2 separate regions of the Mus musculus genome follow, and region 1 is linked to region 2. A link is a contact called in ENCODE POLR2A ChIA-PET data. All regions are on one chromosome and are shown on one strand. Each heading gives the region's core, a stretch centred on a gene start or an enhancer-like site at or near the end of the contact. The rest is flanking DNA. Distances are from core to core; before and after follow the strand shown.

Evidence for each region. ChIA-PET counts read pairs that join two places held with the same protein, here RNA polymerase II (POLR2A).
Region 1: POLR2A ChIA-PET joins it to region 2 with 12 read pairs in Patski. The contact joins the promoter of Sar1a here to the enhancer-like site in region 2. POLR2A ChIA-PET finds 5 or more read pairs at or near these places in 3 of 5 experiments (Patski and embryonic stem cell).

What each region holds. Positions count from the first base shown.
Region 1 is chr10:61,677,140-61,681,650 of GRCm38, reverse strand. It overlaps Sar1a (secretion associated Ras related GTPase 1A), which reads right to left and starts at 1,366. Exons shown (of 7, transcript NM_009120.3): 1 at 1,238-1,366. It overlaps 1700022H01Rik (RIKEN cDNA 1700022H01 gene), which reads left to right and starts at 1,361. Exons shown (of 2, transcript NR_126477.1): 1 at 1,361-1,512.
Region 2 is chr10:61,625,344-61,629,855 of GRCm38, reverse strand. Npffr1 (neuropeptide FF receptor 1) reads right to left here. Exons shown (of 4, transcript NM_001177511.2): 4 at 392-4,347. The coding sequence ends at 3,471. Among named protein-coding and RNA genes, the nearest start is that of Ppa1, 21 kb to the left of the region's middle. Within about 2 kb of position 2,605, at least 2 of the 3 ENCODE cell types and tissues checked have a DNase peak (open chromatin) inside an H3K27ac peak, as active enhancers do.

The sequences.
Region 1 (4,511 bases), core at 117-2,616, 53 kb before region 2:
CTTTAGGCTCCCTGTCCTGTTCAAGACTGTGCGGTCAAAAGCATCAGTTCCAAAAGCCAGGAGAGACGGATCAGAGGTTCAGAGTACCAACTGCTCTCCCAGAGGCCCTGGGTTCAAGCCCCAGCACCCACATGCGGCTCAGAACTGTAACTTCATCTCTAGGGGATCTCACACAGGCACACATGGAGGTAAAACAACAATTCACATCAAATAAAAATAAGGTATTTAAGAAGAAAAGCCTCTCACCTAAAACCAAAGCCCTTTTCCTGCTAATATTAAATTCCAATCATAAGACTTCCAAAAGGGTAAAAGGTAACTTTCTTCCTTAACCTACCACCTACACAGACGATAATCTTAAGAACACACTATTTTCTATTCTTCGTCTACTCTATCATCTATGGAATGTTAAGAATATTAAAACCAACAACACAATTCATGAACCTTAAGTAAAAACCGTGCAAATATCAAGATGGGAACAAACAAGTGCCAGAAAGACCATCAAGCAATAAAAAACGTACTCTCAAACATATTCACTCCGGGTGAATCTGGGATAGAAGGCAGCTGGCTATTAACTAAGAAAGTCTACGTAGCTGCAAGGTGAATGTCAAAGATCAGCTTCCTGACAATTCCCCCCTAACCCTCCCTTCTCAACCTGAGCGGACAGTGCCCAGGTACTGAAGAAACACCCAGTGAGGGAGGATACTGAGAAAGGGTACGACTACCAATGGTACCATTGGTCGGTACCATTCTCACCTGGGTAAAAATGACGAAGAAAACATTCATCTACGATAATCGCCCAAGAGGGAATTTTTCCATGCACAGGAAAAATAAAAAGGGTGGATGGGAGTGGGGTGTTGGTGGAGGGAGAGACCATGGGTTCCAGACAGGGCATCGGATACCCAGAGGCTGAACGTGGGGCTCGAGCGCCCACTCGCTACTCGAGGGCCACGATCTGCAGAACGCAAGGATGAGTGCCAGGGCTCCAGCTATCCTCACCGAGGAACCAGACTCCTCCGCTATGGAGGCCACGAAGCCGTCTCCTCCCCCAAAAAAAACCCCGACCGCCGCCACGCCACCCCGCAGCCCGTCCCCGCCCAGAGCCGGCCCGCGGAACCGCCTGCGTGTCACTGCACCCCCACCCAGCCCCTCCGCGGCGGCCCCGCGCCCCGGCCTTCGCTGTGGCCCGTCCCGGGCCCGCTGCCCCACCGCCACCTCCTCCGCTGGGGCCCCGACTCACGGCCCGAGGGGCTCCTCCGGCGGTGGCTGGCGGCGCGACCCTCCCTCAGAGCACACAGACCAGCAGTCCCCGGGTCCGCCAGCTACGCGCCGGATGTACGTCACGCCCCTCCCTGAGACTTCCGGGCACGCACGTGCCCCGCCCCCTCGACGCGTCACGCCGTCCGGGCTGTGGGTACCGCCCTAACAGCCACTCTGGCCGCGGAGAGGCGGGCCTAAGGAGTGACGTACGCTCGGGGTGAGGCTCCGCCCGCTCTGTGGAGGCTCTCAAGCGGGGTAAGACGTGGCAGCGTCTGTCAGGCGGCCTGGGCTTCTGTCCCCAACTTAAGCAGCTACTTAAGCAGCCTGGGGCTTCCGATCCCAGTATGTTTTCAGACGCGCGCCGGACATCAGAAGCGGAGGCTGCCAGATATCAGTAGAGTCTAGGACAGTAGAATTGACTTTGGAGACCTCAACCTAGGTGGATGTCACCTAGTCATCGTTTTAAGTTGTTTTCCCCGCCTTGGGATAGCGTTTCTATTTTTCAGCTTTCTAAATAAAAGCAACAAGAGTTTAATGAGCAGTTTTGGGCAGTACCCTGACTGCTTGGGATCCTTCATCTGGTTTAACCCTCAGTACGTATTAATAGCTCCACTGAACAAATCAGTTAACTGGGGCTTGCAAAATAGCTCATCCATCAGGTCAAGGTAGGTTTGCCTACTGTTTTAGCCAGGGCTCTCAGAGGAACCACAACTGGCCCCGCATTGTGATGCACGCCTTTAATGCCAGCCCTTGGGAAGCTAATGTCTATGGATCTCTGAGTTCCAGGCCAGCCAGAGTTACACGGCGATACCCTGTCTTAAACAAACGAATAAATAAGGAACAGAGATAGAATAATTATACATGTGCAACTTAAAAAATATTTACAAGTGTTTTGTTTGCATGAATGTCTGTACTATGTACATGTTTGTTGCCTGCAGAGACCAAAAGGGTGTCAGATCTCCTGGAACGGGAGTTATAGACCATGGTGAGATTCTAGTGAGCATATCTCTGCTGGGAATTGAACCCAAGTCCTCTGGAAGACCATCCAGTGCTCTTCACTGCTCAGCCATCTCTCTAACCCCAATATATCGTTAAGAGGATTTATTAGAGTGGCTTACAGGCTGTGGTCTGAGTAGTCCAACAATTGGTTGTTTCCCAATGGGAAGGCCAAGAGTTGGGTAATGGTTCAGACCATACCAGACTGATAGGCTCAGCAGTCCCAATCTGATGCTGAGAATCTAGGGAACTACTACATAGCCAGTAGTCTTCAGTCGAAGTTGGAATCCCAAAGAAGTAGGTCCTAATATCAATGGAGGGATGCCTCAACAACAGAACAGATGAACTTGCCAGGGAGAGTGAGGGCAAGCAGGCAAAAAAGCAAACGCCTCCTCCTTCCATGTCCTTTTATGTGGGCTGCCACTCGAGAGTGTGGCCCAGATTTAGGGTGGGTCTTCCCACTTCATATGATCCGATCAAGAAAAATCCCTCACAGGTGTGACCAGCTGCTTTCATCTTAGTTAATTCCAGATGTGATCAACTTGACAACCAAGATTAGCAGTCACACTGCTCAAAGATCAAGACTGACAACCTGAGTTCAAGTTCCAGAACCACAGAAAGTGGGGTGGGGAGGGCAGTCTCTGCAAATGCCAGGGCTGGCAAAGGAATGGTTCCTGTGAACTAAGAAGGAAAGCAAGTGAGTGCGACTTAGTTAGCCAGTGTTGGTTCCAACTTCCAGAGTTTGATACCAGGCATTTCATAAAAATGGGTCTAAAGCTACAGGAGGGTCTGGTGAGGTCTCAGTCATGAGGTCACCAAGCTAAAAAGTACATGTGACATCTCCCCTAAGAATGAGTTCAATCCCAGCACCCACATGGCTGCTCACAAGCATCTGTAACTCCAGTCCCACGGGATCCAGCACCCTTTTCTGACCTTCAAGGCTTCTTAGAACACACAACACACATATATGTAAGTAAAATGTTCATAGACACAAACTGACTAAGGTCATTTTAAAAATCAAAAAAACAATGCAGCAAGGTGTATCAGAATACAGCTACATTCCAGCCCTCGGGGGGCAGAGGCAGGAGAACCTCTGAACTCTGAGGGCAGCTTGGCTTGTGAGTGCCAAGAAGAGATGCAGTCCAGCCCTGCACGAGCAGCCCAAGGGGCTCCTTTCCCCATCCCATTCAAGTAAAGACAGGCATTTGCCTGCAGCTCAGAAGAATCAGAGTGACGTGAAGTTAGCCAGTTTATTAAACAGACCTAAGAAGAGGTACAAGCTTCCGAAAGGTTCTCAACCGGCCTAAGGCTTCGACTCTTTAATACAGTTCCTCAGGCTGTGGCAACCTGGGACTCCCCCTCAACCATAAAATTATTTTCAGTTTTGTTTTTGTTTTGTTTTTGTTTTTTGAGACAGAGTTTCTCTGTGTAGCCCTGGCTGTCCTGGAACTCACTCTGTAGCCCAGGCTGGCCTCGAACTCAGAAATCTGCCTGCCTCTGCCTCCCAAGTGCTGGGATTAAAGGCATGTGCCACTACTGCCCGGCATACAATTATTTTCATTGCCAATTCCTAGCTGTAATTTCACTGTTCCGGGTAATGTAAATATCTGATATTCTGATGATCTTAGGTGGTCCCTGTGAAAGGGTTGTTTGGCTCCCAGAGGGGTCCTGACCACAGGTTTGAGAAACACTGCTTTAGACTTAGGTTTGGGAAGATAGGTAGTGGGGATTTGTTACTTTTTGGAAAAGGAGAGTACAGAGTCTAGCACATGAGTATGGGCTTCTCAAGAGGGAGGGTGGTATTCAGGTATCACGAGTGTGGGTGAGTGTGTGATTTTTGTGGTTTTTAAAGTTACATTGTTCAAAGCCCCTGGCTTAAAGATTAAGCACAGCAGGGGCTGGAGCAATGCCTAATGGTTAAGATTGTATAACAGAAGACCTAAGATCCATCCCAAGCATCGGGTACATCATCCTATCACTCCAACCCCAGGACTGTATTCATGTCACATAGCCACACTCCGATACACGCAATTAAAGCTTTTATTGGGGCTGGAGAGATGGTCTTGTACTTTTAGAAGATCCCACTCCGGTTCCCTGTTGGGTGGTTCACAACTGCCCCAGGAGATCCAAGGCCCTCTCCTGGCCTCTCTACCTGCACCTGTACTCAAGTGCACACACCCACACACATATACAAATACACATAGTTAAAAATCAATTTCTGGAGCTGTGCAGTGGTGGTGCCTGGTCTACAGAGTGAG
Region 2 (4,512 bases), core at 1,356-3,855:
GTGGGCACCGCCTCCCCTCGCATTGGTCAGATGTGTTCGCATGATCTTGGGGAAGTCAAGAGCCCATTCATCTGTGGAGACCACTTGGAGAATGATGACTCCTGTGGCCCATGGCACAGGACACGGCGTCCCTCCAAGAGCCCCCTTGGGTAGGGCTCTCAAGGTACACAGGTCTCTGGATCCCTTCCCCATCACAGACCATTCATCTCCAAACTTTCCGCCCATGAGAGGATCAGTCACCTCAGGAGACCTGACGGGTCACAGAGGGAACATGGCTGCTCAGAGAGATCGTCCTTGATTGTATTTGAGTGATGTAGGCACAAGAGGTGCACTCGGACCCACATGTCGGGACTGACAAAGGTACAGTTATAAAAAGAGCATCATACAAATATCCTGTGAACAGAACACATCATTTTTTATTCTCCAGCCAAGAAGGAACACAGAAGAACACAGAGCAGCTGGGTTGAGCACAGGCTCAGTTACCCCTAAACGCCAAGTTAAGAGACTTGTTGGGAGTCTCCATCCTTGGGGCTCACACGGGTATTATTTTCAAGACTTGGGTTTATTATCTAACACCCTCCCACTCACCCCCCCCATGCATACATAGTGACTTGTAACAGCTGAACCAGAAACAAGAACACACTGCCAGAGAAGGAAGATATCAGATAGACATGGAATAGTGTGTCTAGCCACAGAAGGAAAGGAATTCTGATCCATGCAACAGCATGAGTGGAACTTGAAAGGTGTTCGTGTGTTGCAAGAGCCACAAAAGGAAAGATGCTGAGTGGTTTCATTTGCAGGGACTCACAAGAGTGTCAAAATCAAAGTGAAAGGACAGTGGCTGGGAGGAGCAGGGATGGGGAGCTGGTGTCAATGGGTCCATAGTTTCCATTTAGGCTAATACAGTGCTAGAAAGGGTGCTGGTTACATTGCAACATGAATACTCAGTGCCCCTGAACTGTATGTACACTTAAAAAAAAAAGATTTGTTTATTTATTTCATGTATGTGGGTACTCTGTCGCTGTCTTCAGACACACCTGAAGAGGGCATAAGATCCCATTACAGATGGTTGTGAGCCACCATGTGGTTGCTGGGATTTGAACTCAGGACCTTCAGAAGAGCAGTCAGTACTCTTAACCATTGAGCCATTTCTCCAGCCCTGTATGTACACTTCAAAAGGGCTAATGGGAAGTTTGAACATTGGATGTATTCTAACACATGTACGAAGAAACAAGACCCCAGCATTCACACGCTTCTGGCTCTTCTTTTTTCTTTCTTTCTTTCATTTTTAAAAGGTTTATTTACTTATTTTTTTGTGTATGAGTACACTGTAGCTATACAGATGGTTATGAGCTACCATGTAGTTGCTGGAATTGGAGCTCAGAACCTCCAGAAGAGCAGTCAGTGTTCTTAACCGCCGAGCCATCTCTCCAGCCCCACTGCTGGCTTTTCTATAGCATTGTGATGTTCTTGTCAGTACTCAGACCAAGCCCATGGGCAGGCAGGTGCCACTTCTGCTCCTACTCAAGTAAGGACAAGGATGATTCACAGGGATGGCCACCTGTGTCAGGTGCCCTGCTTTTTGCCAACCATGGCCTCTCAAAGCAAGGCGTTTGGGGAAACTGAAGCAGAGGCCTTGGTGGACAGGATTTCTGAGGAGAGCTGTGATTTTGTCTCTAAGAGGCCATGCTGAAGGCCAGAGCAGAGAGCAGACTGTAACTCCCACAGTCCCCAGGAGTCTCAGGGACAGGGTTGACACTGTCCTTGCTGTGGCCTAATTTTAGAGCCCGGGAGTCACAAGCCTTCTCGGTAAACAGCCAGCAAGTCTCAGGCCACTGTATCGTGCATGTGATACTAAGACAGCACCAACTTAGAGGGCCTTGCAGAGGACCAGTTCAGGCCACATCTGGCCTGACTACACCAATCACTCCCAGCCTCCTCGCAGACTACACAGCACCTGGAGGGAGCTTGACAGCTTCCTCAGCATAGGAATCGAGTTCAGAACAGCTCTGGCTGGAGGTCACAAGGCCAACATAATGCAGATGGTTTCCTGCCCCAGCCCCAGAACTTGGAGTCATTCCTTGGAGTTCCTTCTCATCCGGCGCTCCCCCCTGCCATGCCTACCTTCTCTGAAAGGCAGGATATGGTTGGTTCAAGCTATCTAAGGCAAGCCTAATCCAAACATTGCTGTCTGTGGCCCTGTGACCCTGGTCCTACTGGGCCTCGGTTGCTCTGTGAAACAGCCAGAACATTTTATGAGTCAGATGACAGTGTTCAGAGACCTGCTTGGACGTGTACAACCAACCGTGAGGCCATTTCTTCTGCTGCTATAGACATTGCTTAGGACAGACCTGGGAACAGCAAAGGGCCAGCCAGAGCGTGTTAAGAAATCAACAGGAGCTCAGAGCCCTGGACCCTTGAAATGTCCCCCGCCCCTTTTTTTAAATTCCTAAAATTTCTGGCCACTGTGGTAATGGAAGCGAGAATGTGTCCAGTTAAGTGCACATGATTGAAGTGGCAGGAGAAACCGGCAGGGGCAAGCCATTTCCTCACCTCCTGGGGAGAAGCTGTGCTCTGCCAAGGTGACTGTACGATGAGAGCTGTGCGTCTGACGGCAGATATACCGGGTGAGAGCTGGGGTGCATGCATCTGTCAAGATGATGGCAGGCATCGTGGGTGAGCGCTGTCGTGCATGCAGGCTCTCCTACTCTCCTCTGCGTTCAGGGTTCATAAGTCACACACGGTGGAAGAGTTTGTCTGTGTCGTGCTGGGGCCTCACCACATCCCGACTGACCACCTTCTCCTTCCCAGTAAACAAAGAAGAAATGCCCCGACAAAGGTTCATGCTCACTGGCCCACTAAGATATTTCCTGAGGGGAGAGTTGGCATTGCTGTCTTCCTTTTCCCCTTGCCTGCCACCCATGAGCTCTTGGTACTGTTGGAAGCTCTGCTTGGCTCTGGGGGGGGGGGGGGGAGTCTCCCTTAGGCTCAACCCAGTGCCATTTAAATGGGCTCCCTAGGGTTCTTCTTGGAGCTGCTCAGTTGTGACATGCTGAAGTGGGTATGGCACTTCCTGGAATAAAACAACTCAAACACTGGCCCTGGCAAGCGGAGAGCTTGGATGTTTCCCAGGAAAGGGCCAAGGGGAGCTCTCTCAGCAACACAGCACAGGGGACTCGGTCACAGGTGCTCAGTGTGTAGAAGTGGTCACCTCTTCCTAACCACCTAGTGACACATTTTCCTGGGGAGACTTACTGGAGTCTGGGTCAAGTAGGATTCCCAACGGTGAGACCTTGTCACCTCTCCCTGGGTCTCAATGCCTCACTGTCTCGTTTTTTTTTTTTTTTTTTTTTTTTTTTTTTTATCAAGGAGGCATCTCGGCACCCTCTTCTAATACTGCTATTGTGCCCAGGCATCATAGTTAAGGGTCAGGGCCACAGGCCTACAGGACGTTCCCTCTCTGGACCACCTCAAATGTTCCAGGCTGGGATAGTGAGGGGCATGTGGTTGCAGCCAGGCCCTTCCCTCGGGCCATCCTGGTGGGCCACACGCCCATTGCGCAATGGCAGCCGGTTAGGCCCTGGGACCCCACTGCTGGGGCCAGACTCCGATGGCAGCCCTGAGTCGCTGGGTTGCACGTCCACCACCACCCGCCTGCGCAGGAGGCGGCCAGGCCGCTCGGAGTAGGCTTGCTTGTGGGCGGCCCAGGGAAGCCAGCAGAGCTGTGCCCGGAAGGCAGCCTGGAAGCCGCGGCGGAAGTTCTCGTTGAAGTAGCCGTAGATAATGGGGTTGGCGCTGCTGTGGAAGAAGGCCAGCCAGTGTGCCAACGGGAAGGCGTAGACGGACAGCAAGTGCAGCTGCAGCTCGCTCAGCTCCCCGTAGTCGATGAGCAGCAGCAGCACCCAGAGTGGCAGCCAGGACAAGGTGAAGAAGAGCGCCACCATGACCAGCATATGCACCACGCGGGCCCTGCGGCGCGACGCGCGGCCACCCTCGGCCACCGCCTCCTCCGCGTCGCGCGCTGGACCGGGGGCCTGGCACAGCTTGCGCGCGATGCGCGCGTACATCACCACGATGAGCGCCAGCGGCGCCAGATAGATGTGCGCGAAGAGCACGGCGGTGTAGACCTTGCGCATGCCCTTCTCGGGCCAGGCCTCCCAGCACGAGTAGAGAGGGTAGGAGCGGTTGCGAGCATCCAGCATGAAGTGATGCTCCTCTCGCGTGACGGTCAGAGTGACCGCCGAGGGACACATGATGAGCAGCGCCAGCGCCCAGATCACCGCTATGGTGAGCAGCGCCTTCCGGAGGGTCAGCTTCTCACGGAAAGGGTGTACGATGCAGCGGAACCTGCAGGCGAAGGGGTGGGAAGAGAAACAGAGTAAGTGTCTGGGAGGATCCCTGGAGGCCCAGCGGGCCAGAGATGACCTGACTAGGGGCCACTGGAAGAGGACACGTGACATTCATCACCCTACTTGAGGCAGTTTCGGATGCTACTGGAATACGATACCAAAC